Linked DNA regions of Homo sapiens: region 2 is linked to region 1. A link is a contact called in ENCODE Hi-C or POLR2A ChIA-PET data. All regions are on one chromosome and are shown on one strand. The core of a region is the stretch at or near the end of the contact, and the rest is flanking DNA. Distances in the headings are between cores, read along the strand shown. Region 1 overlaps SRGAP3 (SLIT-ROBO Rho GTPase activating protein 3). Region 2 overlaps SRGAP3 (SLIT-ROBO Rho GTPase activating protein 3).

Region 1 (4,919 bases), core at 1,267-3,766:
GTAGCCGTCTCTGAACCACTGCTGCCTCCAGCCTCTCCCCTCCAATCCCTCCACTGCTCTGCTTTGCCACTGGAGTGATTTTCCTAAAATGTGACTCCAGCCAGGCCCCTACTGAGACAGTCTCAACCTCTCCTGTAGCTCAGGGGCTGGGCTGTTCATCTCTTCCCTCACTGTAGAGCCCACAGGGTTTTTACCTGGTACAATTAGCCTCTCAATACACAGGAGTTGAATTGCATCAAACACAGAGCATTGTATATCTATATAGTCAATTTACACTGTACAGATGCAAAGACCTTGTGGCAGGAATAAGCTTAGCACAATTCAAAAACATCTAGAAGCCTCTATTAATGATGTCTGGGACCTGAGCTCAGATGTTAGCTCATCACTGTATCTACTGGTGTGACCCAACCCTAGGCCCATCATTCAACCCAGCTTCAGTTCCCTCATCTATGAAATGAGGGTAGTGCCTCAAATGTTGTTATGGGATTAAATGTGATAATGTAAGTAGAACACCTGGTACCAGTAAAAGCTTAATTTGTTCATGCAAGCAATAAATATGTATTGAGTGCCTGTTTGTCCTAGGGTCTGTTCTAGGAGTCAGAATACAGTAGGAAAGAAAAGAAAATCTCTGTCCTAATGGTACCCACACTTTGGTAGGAAAGATTGATAGTAAAGTTTCAAAATTATATGTGTGTATATATACACATATGTGTATGTATATGTGTGTGTATATATACATATATATAGTATATATATACACACACACCCATACCACAAACACATAAATACACACATCATACACACACACATAAATTTCAGGTTGTGATAAGTGCCATGAAGAGAAATAAAGCAAGAGAAGGTGTTAGAAAGTGATTTGGCAGTTGGGGCTCTTGCAGTTGGGAGCGGCTGGGAAAGGCCTTGGTAAGGCAATGACATTTGAGTACAGACCTGAATGAAATTAGCAAACGGCACATAGCATTAATACATATTTGTTGAGTGTGGATGAATGCAAAGATCTGGGAGAAAGGCATCCCAGGGAGAAGCAATAGGAAGTACAAAGGCCCTGTAAAGGGAAGACACTTGTCTGTTTTAAAAGCATCAAGAAGGCTCTGTAGCTGGGGGTGGTGGCTCACGCCTGTAATCCCAGCACTTTGGGAGGCCAAGGCAGGAGGATCACTCGAGTCCAGAAGTTCGAGACCAGCCTGGTCCCCCAGGCTGTAGTGAGACCCCCGTTGCTACAAAAACTTAAAAAATTAGCTGGGCATGGCGGCATGTGCCTGTGGTCCCAGCTACTCAGGAGGCTGAGGTGGAAGAATTGCTTGATCCTCAGGAGGTTCAAGTTGCAGTGAGTCATGATTGCACCACTGCACTCCAGCCTGGGTGACAGAGTGAGACCCTGTCTCAAGAAAAAGAAAAAAAAAAACCTCTATGAATATTTATGCTGAAGTGTTTAGAGATAAAGTATACTGATGTTTATAACTTAATTTAAAAATCATTAAAAAATAAGACGGATAGAAGGGTGGATAGATATATGATAAATCTAGCATCGTAAAATGTGCATAGCGGAATTTAGTTGTGTTCCATGCATGTTCACTGTGAAATTCTTTCAATTTTACTTTGTGTTTAAAAAATGTCATACTAGGATGTTGGAGGAAAAACATCAAGAAGCTTAGTGAGGCAAGAGCAGATTGAGCTAGTGAAGGAGAGAGAGAGACAGAGAAGATGAGGTCTCAGAGGTCTCTGCGATTGGGATCCTGGAGGGCCTTATGAGCAGTGGGAAGACACTGGGATTTTGTTCCAGCCTCCATGGGAAGCCTTCTGAGGATTTTGAACAGGGGAGTTTCATGATGTGATTGTATGATTGTAAAGGACCCTCTAGGCTGCTGTGGGGAGAAGCGGCTCTACCTAAGCAAGTATGGAAGTGAAGAGGGTGGCATGGGAGGTGGTGAGCCATGGTCAGATCCAGGGGACACTCTGAAGGAGTCGCTAATGGATGAGGTGTGCAGAGCCATGCCAGGGCATTGGCCTGGGTGAGCAGGTAGACAGCAGTTCTGTTTCCTGAGATGGGGAAGATGAGGGAATGAAGTAAGCTTGGGTAACAGAGTGTGGGAGAGTGATGAGGGGGAGAAACATATTCTGTTTCAGGCACGAGAAGCCCAAATAACAGACTTAGTAATCAATGGGAGCTGTTATTACTGTTTCCACCACACACACTTATGTAACGACGTCTGCAAACACACGTGCTTTCTCTGAGCTGGAGGTTCGCCCTGTTCCTCCTGTTTTCTTTCCCTCACATTGTCTGCTCCCCCTGCTGCCCCACTCTTTCAACTTCAGGCTGCTGTCCAGTGACTGCTGGAGGCTCTGGTGATGGTAAAGGCAGAAACCGGAGGCAGCCCCTCTGTGCCCCTCTGAGTATCAGAAAACCTCTGCTTAGGTCAGCGCCTTTCTTAGTTTGGGGAATCTGGGTCAGAGGAAGTCCCTGGGCGAACCCAGGAGCACGCAGCTGTCTGGGCTCAGCTCCTGCCCTTGCAAACCCTCCGGCCTTTCTGACTCTTGTAACGAGGCAGGCAGATGGGCTAGCAGGCAGTTCCAGCACACGGCCGGATGTGAGATTCAAAGATGCTGCAGAGAGAGGGACCAAGATCTCTGTTTGTTTTACTGAGAATGTGACTCTGAGTCAAGATCTGAGTTAGTCTGACCCATTTAGTGGTGCTGTCATTTCCCCACCTCCTTCCCTCCTTCCTTCTCTCCCAACACCCAGGTTAGAATAGCATTTAAAGACATTTGTCGGGTAGCTAGCTGGGGAAGCTGACTTGACTGTTTGAGGCCTGCTCCCTGCAGAAGGCTGCCTCAGTCACTAAGAGCTAAATACATCCCAAAGCCACTGCATCTCATGGGGACACAAGCATGGTCTTCTTGAGCCAGTTGCTTCCAGAGGGGAGCCCTGGTGCATGTGTGTGGTGGGGAGTGATGGGGAGTGAACAAGGGAGTTTCCTCCTCCTGCTCTTTGATTTTTCCATGCCATCCGTGGCCCTTAGAAGTGCACCAGCCTCTGGTAACAACATGTGTGTAACTCTTATAGGGTACTATGTGCCAGACACTGTTGCAAGCACTTCATGTATATTCACTCACTTAATCCTTCTAATAACCCTGTAAGATAGGTTCTATTTATTACCATTTCCATTTAACAGATGAGGAAACTGAGGCACAGAAAGAAAAACTAAGTATCCCAAGGTCACACAACTAAAAAATGGTAAAGCCAAATGTTCTGAGCTTAACTGTGTGATGGACAGGTGGATGAATAGATCGATGAAGACGAGATTGTCCACAGTGAATGGAGCAGATAGAGAGCCCCAAGAAAGCTCAGCATGGAGAAGCTATCTACAGGCTAGAGAGAGGGCAGGGGTTGCTTTTGTTACTCTTCTGTTCTATTAAAATAAAAAAAAGTAAGAATTATAATGTTAAACCTCTTTGTGCTTACTTTAAAATATTAAAACATTAATACCTATACAAAATCAGTTTTCTACCACATATGGACACTTCTTAGGGTAGAAACTATAAAACAGGTGGAATAAACTGTAGGCACAATCCCCTGCTCCCCAAAACGTCTCTTCCCCAAATATCACTAGTTGTATGGTCCTTAAACCATGCAGTTTAAAACACTTAAACTCTCTGCAGTTCAACGTCTCTTCTCTGGACGCATCCCATAGGCCAAATCCATTAATAATTATAATCACAGTCATGACAGCTGCTGTCAACCGAATACCTCATGAGTATCTGTACTAAGCTATGCCCTTTTGTACAAGAACTTTTGTTTGTTTGTTTTGAGACAGGGTCTTGCTCTGTCACCCAAGCTGGAGTACAGTGGCATGATCATGGCTCACTGCAGCCTCAACCTCCCAGGCTCAAGTGATCTTCCTGCCTCGGGCCCTAGAGTAGCTGGCACCACAGGCACGTGCTACCACGCCCAGCTAATTAAAAAAAAATTTTTTTTTGGAAATGAGGTCTCACTATATTGCCCAGGCTGGTCTCAAACTCCTGGACTCAAGCGATCCTCCTGCCTCAGCCTCCCGAAGTGTTGGGCTTATAGGCATAAGCTACCACGCCCAGCCTCTGCTCCTCTTATAAAGACACCAGCACTAGGATTATGACCCCACCATTATGACCTCATTTAACTTTAATCACCTCATTTACATTAATTAAAGCCTCTAAAATACAGTCACGTTGTGGGTGAGGGCTTCAACATATAGATTTGAGGCAGACACAGTTCAGTCCTTAACAATGAGCTTTGAAGGGTCTGGGTACCCTTAAAATCCTGTATCGGATTTTGCAGATTAGAGTCTGCATACATGATGTGGCCTCTCAAAAGATTAAAAATTACTAAAAGTATTATAAATGACAAAGAGGAAAAGGGTGCATAGAAAAATAGAAATATTAATAGAACTTGTGTTAAGGGGTGGAAGAAAACGAAAATTCTACAATATTGTCTTAATGAGCATTAAAAAGTAGAGAACAAGAAGGGCAGTGGAAAAGGAGCATGTATCAGCTCCCTCTTTACATTTTGAGGGTTTGATGGTTTTCCTGAGGTTGCAGGGTGGAGAGTGGATCTGAGGCTAGGACCCCAGGGTCCTGAGCCCCAGCCCACCAGGCGTTCTGTCCATGTTCTCACCAGCTGTGCAGTCTATCCTTCCCCAGAGAAGCCAGGGCCATCTGAGTGAGGCTCCTGAGCTGCCACTTTGCTGACCTCAGAGACGCTTTTTCCCTTGATTTCCTTCCAGAAGTGGAGCAGATCGAGGCTATTGCCAAGTTTGACTACATGGGGCGGTCCCCGCGTGAGCTATCCTTCAAGAAGGGGGCCTCGCTGCTCCTGTACCACCGCGCCTCGGAGGACTGGTGGGAGGGCCGGCACAACGGCGTGG
Region 2 (5,197 bases), core at 2,203-4,702, 40 kb before region 1:
GACACAGCTTTTAAGTTGAGACCCAAAAGACAAGGTGAAATGAGCCATGCAAGTGTTGGGAGCAAGAGAATTCCAGGCAGCAAATGCAAACGCCTACTTGAGGACCACACAGAGGCCTCTGCATCTGTAGCAGAGCACACAAAGGAGAAAGCAGCCTGAGGAGATGGAGTAGCATTTTGAAGGGTCTACTCTGACCTCAAAGGGTTTATAAAACAGAGTAAGAGGTCTGGATTTTGTCCCTTGTGCGATGAGAGGTTATTGGAGGGTTCTAAGCAAGGGAAGGACATGATCTGATTTACAGTTTAAAGAGATTGCTTGGCTGCTGAGGCAAGAATGGATGGTAGTGGAATAGGAGACCCAGTTAAAAAGAAAGTCGTCCAGGTAAGAGACAAGCATGGCATGGACTAAGAAGATAGTGTTAAGTGGAGAGAAGTGGACAAATTTAATTTATGAAGGAAAGACAGTTTTCAAGGAGAGCACCTGTTAGACTTCTGGCTTAAAGAAGAGGGGAGGTGGATATCCACTTATTGAGATATTGAAGACTTGGGTGAAAGTAGGTTTGGGGCATAGAAAGAAAGAGTGCTATGGGAAACATTTAAGGTTTGAGATAAAAGAAGGCAATTTGTGTTGAGTGGATAAAGAAAATGTGGTCTGTGCATATGATGGAATATTACCAAGTCATATGAAGAAATGAATTACTAAACCGTACTATATGGATAGACCTCAAAAGCTTTATGCTAAGTGAAAGAAGCCAGATGCAGAAGACCACATCTTGTATAATTCCATCTATATAAAATGTCTCGACTACGCAAATCTGTAGAGACAGAGAGTAGATTAGGGTTGCCAGGGGCCGGAGGCAGGAACAGGGAGTGACTATTAGTGGGCATGAAAGATCTTTTTCTGGGGATGGAAATATTTTCAAACTGAATTCTGGTGAGGGTTGCATAACTTTGAATAGTCACTAAAAATCACTGAATTATACACTCCAAATGGGTAAATTTTATGATATATAAATTATACCTCAGTTATGCTATTTTTATAAAAGATTGCAGTGCATCTGAGTTTGGAATTCTAGGGAAGCGTAAGATCTGGACATAGAGTAGGGAGTCCTTGGTAAGCACTTGCGGTCACTTAGAGAGGATGTGTAGAAAAGGAAAGCAGCCCTGGGTCTGTGTCCTGATGGCACTCCAACATTTTGAGGTTTGAGGTTGGGCAGAATGAGGAGGAGACAGGAGAAACTGAGGAACTTGTAGGGCAGGAAGAACACCTGGAAAGTGTGGAGTCATGAAAGTGAAGAGTAGAGAGCTTTGTAAGAAGGGAGTCGTGAACTGAGCAGCATGGTGCGGAGAGGTCAGGTACGATAAGGACAGAGAAGACCATTGGATTCAGCCTCAAGGAGATCCTTGTTGCCCTTAAGTGTTGACCTTGACAAGAGCAGTGTCAGCCCAGGGATGAGGACAGAAGCCTAGCTGCAAAGAGGTGAGGAGGGAATAGCAGGGGAGGAAGCAGTAGTGCCTCCAGACATCTCCTTCAGGGAATTGTGCTGTAAAGAAGAGCAGAGAAATGAGGATGTAGCTGGAAGGAGAAATGGGGTCAACAGAAGGGTTAAAAGCTAGGTCATGCATATCCAGAACATGTTGATATGCTGTTGGAAATGGTCCAGAAGAGAGGAGATTGGTGATGCTAGCGAGAGGGGAGATACCTGCAGAAACTAAGGCCCCCAGAAGGACAGAGGGGATGGAACCAGGGCATAAGGAGAAGGTCTGGGCTTTGTCTGGCAGGTAGGTGGGAGGGCCTCGTGGAGGCATGCACATGGAGAACCCATAGTACTTGATTTTCTTTTCCAGTAAAGAAAATGAGAAGATCTTCAGCTGGGAATGAAGGCAGAGGCAGGGCAGCAGGGTGGAGGAGCACCAGCCTTACGGCTGGTATCCTTCAGTGCCAGGCATACAACAGGGGCTCGGTCAATCTTTGTTGCCATTAAACATTGCAGGAGTTTTTGAACTTTGGGAGGCATAGAAGTGATCACCAGGGGTGGTAGTTAAAATGCAGATTTCTGGGTTTTTATCTCAGAGATTCTGATTCAGAAGACCCATGAGACAGCCAAGAAATCTGCATCTTTAACAAGACCCCCAGATGTTTCTGATGCAAGTGGTCAGCGGGCTGTAGTTTGAGAATCACTGAAAATATGTCTGTGAACAATAATGTGTGTGTGAACACAGCCCTACAAACAGGAGGCTTTTAATGAAGAATTAATAAGACGCAGTTCTTTTCAACAGACCGCACCTTAGGCATAATTAGATTTCATATTTCATAAATAATTAAGACTCATTGTATTTTGTTTTTAGAAAAAGATGAATGTTCTTTGGATTAAAAAGAAAAGGCAATTAAACATTCATGTATACTTTTCTTTGCAGGGGAAAGAGCAGAATGCGGCACCACCAGGTGAGAGTGGGAGAGTTGTGTTTTCTTTCATCTGCTGCCCGAGGTGGGAGTGGGATGGGGCTGGGGAGGCACTGCCAGGAGCTGGAGAAGCAGGGATGGCTTCTTCACCAATGTCCCCAAGGGCCGGTGTGGGTGTGCCCAGGTGAGGCACAGTTGCTGCTTTGCTTGTTCTAGCATTAGACTGACAAAGCCACGCCCCTCCAGGCTGGCGATGGAAGGGGCGCTTTTGGGGCTGCTGTGTGGCAGTGGGGCACCCTCCCTTTGCGCTGGCCATCGGGTGAGACAGTATTGTCTACTCAGAGTGGCTGAGGGCAGCCTGTAGGGGCCAGAGGCTGTGGGGTGGCTGTTGACCTCTCTTCCCACCTGCTACACCATGCTGAGCAAACTGCCCAGCCATGCTGCGAGGCCCAGCCTGAGGTCCCCATGTACCAAGGCTTTGGGCCAGGCTCAGATTGCGCGCAGCTGGGCACACGCATGTGCATAGGCGTGCACAGACTCTCCTGCCGTCCACACCCTAGCTTGGACCTCACGGGCACTTGGATGAGCTGACGGAAAGTAACACACGGGCAACTTCTGCTTTCTCTTCAGCTTGTTCAACATTCCCTTTTGCGCTTTTTCCTGAGCAGACCAGAGCCAGTGAACACTTTCCACTCAGCAGCTGATAGCCCAGGGGCTGACTTTACTTCCCTTTCAGAGAGCTTAGATCCATAAGTGGCTCTGTCACTGGCCAGGTTGTTTGCTTAGAGCCTATTTCATTTCTATGTTCCTATTAAGAGATATTGCACTGCCTAGCTGGAATTCAGCCAGTGGCCCAGAGGCCTGCACTTTTCCATCACACGGCAGTAGAGCGCTACTTTTTGCCTCACTTTCTGGGCCCAGGGACCTGAGGGCATTCTTTCTTTTCCCACAAATGCTTTCCAGTGGCCCCAAATCCTGGGAAGCCCTCATGTTTGGCAAGAGCAAAGATGAACTCCCAACTCTCTCCTGCTCCTTGGGAAGGGAGTTGGGCAAAGTCTTGGCAACCTCTGGGGTTTTCAGTTTCCTGGGCTCAGGATGGGGAGACGGAGGGCTTGGCAGAAGTTCAGCCCGTACAGCTGTTCCTCTGGGCTCTGGCAATTTGGAAACATCAGGATGATTCACACCAGGCAAGGCCCTTCCAGCACACGGGGCGGCAGATGTGCAGGGTCACTTTCGAAGAACCTTTTAGAAACGAACCCATTATAATTTTTTTTTCTTTTCTGGCGAGAGAATGTTGTCATAGTCTCAAAACAACAGAAGCTGTATTTTACACCAAATTCTGCAAATAGTGAAACAGATGGGGGATGAATTGAGCTGTCCCTCACTTCCTCCTAATTCCTAGAACTCACGCAGAGAAGTTTGTTCCAGCAGAGTGTGGGAGAGGAGATCTGTAATCAAACACTTGGCCAGGTCTCAGGGTCTTCCCTCAGGGGAAAGTTGAGGGTTTGTGTGTTTTGTTTTGTTTTGTTTTGTTTTGTTTTGTGTTTTAAATAAAGCCCTCTGAAGTGTTGTCTTCCACACCCTCCTTGACCTAGGGCCTGGGAAATCCAAGCTGAGTTTATCAGACCTCCCACTTAGACACCCTGCATTCAACTGCAGCTACCCTGCGTTCAATTGCAGACATAGCCCTGTGTACTCTGGTTCCTGGTCAAGGTCAAAGACAACTTTGTTAGTAAACTAAAAGTCTCCCCTTACCTCCAAAATCATGATTTAACTTGTGGAAATTGTTGCTAACAATGTCTCTGTCCTATGGCTCTCTCTGTATCTTCCATGGACTCCCACACGAGGTGGATATCATTTCTGGATGGTTATTTGAGCAGGATCCCCTCAGCTAAGTTGCTGTTGACCTTGTATAGAGGAACTGGTGTTGCATATGGGCTGCAGCATGTTATATTTTTCTCACACTTCAGAACCTTATCTTAGAATAGACCAAATTCATAATAACCCTGTAATTCAGGATGGCCAGATGTGATAATGCACTTAAGTTTAAAAGCGTATTGCAAATGTCAAAGCAAGATGCAAATATAAGGTTTGATTATTGTGATTCAAATGAATGTCTGGCTCCCCTTACCCAGGTTGACATGCCCTCGTGGTCTGGATTAGAGGTGAAATCACTTGAGATCTTGTTCAGGCAGATGCAACGCAGTACACAGCCCATGAATAGCCTCCAAGGGCCCGACTGGCATTGCCCTACAGCATTGCCACCATTTGGGATGTTGACCTCCAAGTCTATTAGGTTATCTAGGGGAATTTTTCATCACATCCCTTTAGTTGCAGGATAATTTTGAGGCTATTTCCTGTGTTGCCAACGTGTGTTAATTTTCATCTTGATTAAAAGGCAGAAAGGGGACATTGGTCTCTGGTTTCTCTTTCTTCCTCTCTGTGGCTTTCTCTGTTCCTGTTTTCCCTGCCTCTCTTTCTTTCTTTCTTTCCTTTTTGCTCTGCATCTGAGCAGCAGAAGAGATGGAAGGCTTAGGCTGCCCCACTTTCCTTGGCCGAGCTGCCCCCCTGCTCCCCACTTTGTGCCCCACCCAGCACTTCAGTAAGTCGATATAGATTTGATATTGTGCAAAGTTGGGATAGCTACGTTTCCTTGTCAGAGATTCCAGACAGTGCACAGAGCACCACACAAAGAAAGAAATCCTCGTGTGATTCACACAGTCCTTTGCTTTCTGGATTGGGCAGGAAAAATGGGAAAACATATGCTATTTCCCCTTTTTTCCACTTTGTAGAA

What was found. A loop is a pair of places that touch in the nucleus more often than their neighbours do. ChIA-PET counts read pairs that join two places held with the same protein, here RNA polymerase II (POLR2A). Pooled maps may share reads with other maps.
Region 2: a pooled map shows a loop between it and region 1 (2.6-fold over the local background). The contact joins two enhancer-like sites. A Hi-C loop is called at or near these places in 3 of 168 maps with a recorded cell type or tissue (Caco-2, Right ventricle myocardium inferior and endothelial cell of hepatic sinusoid) and 6 of 50 pooled maps. POLR2A ChIA-PET finds 5 or more read pairs at or near these places in 4 of 52 experiments (GM12878, K562, WTC11 and 1 more).

What each region holds. Positions count from the first base shown.
Region 1 is chr3:8,994,383-8,999,301 of GRCh38, reverse strand. SRGAP3 (SLIT-ROBO Rho GTPase activating protein 3) reads left to right here. Exons shown (of 22, transcript NM_014850.4): 19 at 4,779-4,919. Among named protein-coding and RNA genes, the nearest start is that of RAD18, 33 kb to the right of the region's middle. RefSeq lists an enhancer at 2,034-2,533. Within about 2 kb of position 2,516, at least 8 of the 41 ENCODE cell types and tissues checked have a DNase peak (open chromatin) inside an H3K27ac peak, as active enhancers do.
Region 2 is chr3:9,035,311-9,040,507 of GRCh38, reverse strand. SRGAP3 (SLIT-ROBO Rho GTPase activating protein 3) reads left to right here. Exons shown (of 22, transcript NM_014850.4): 11 at 2,418-2,445. Among named protein-coding and RNA genes, the nearest start is that of RAD18, 74 kb to the right of the region's middle. Within about 2 kb of position 3,452, at least 14 of the 41 ENCODE cell types and tissues checked have a DNase peak (open chromatin) inside an H3K27ac peak, as active enhancers do.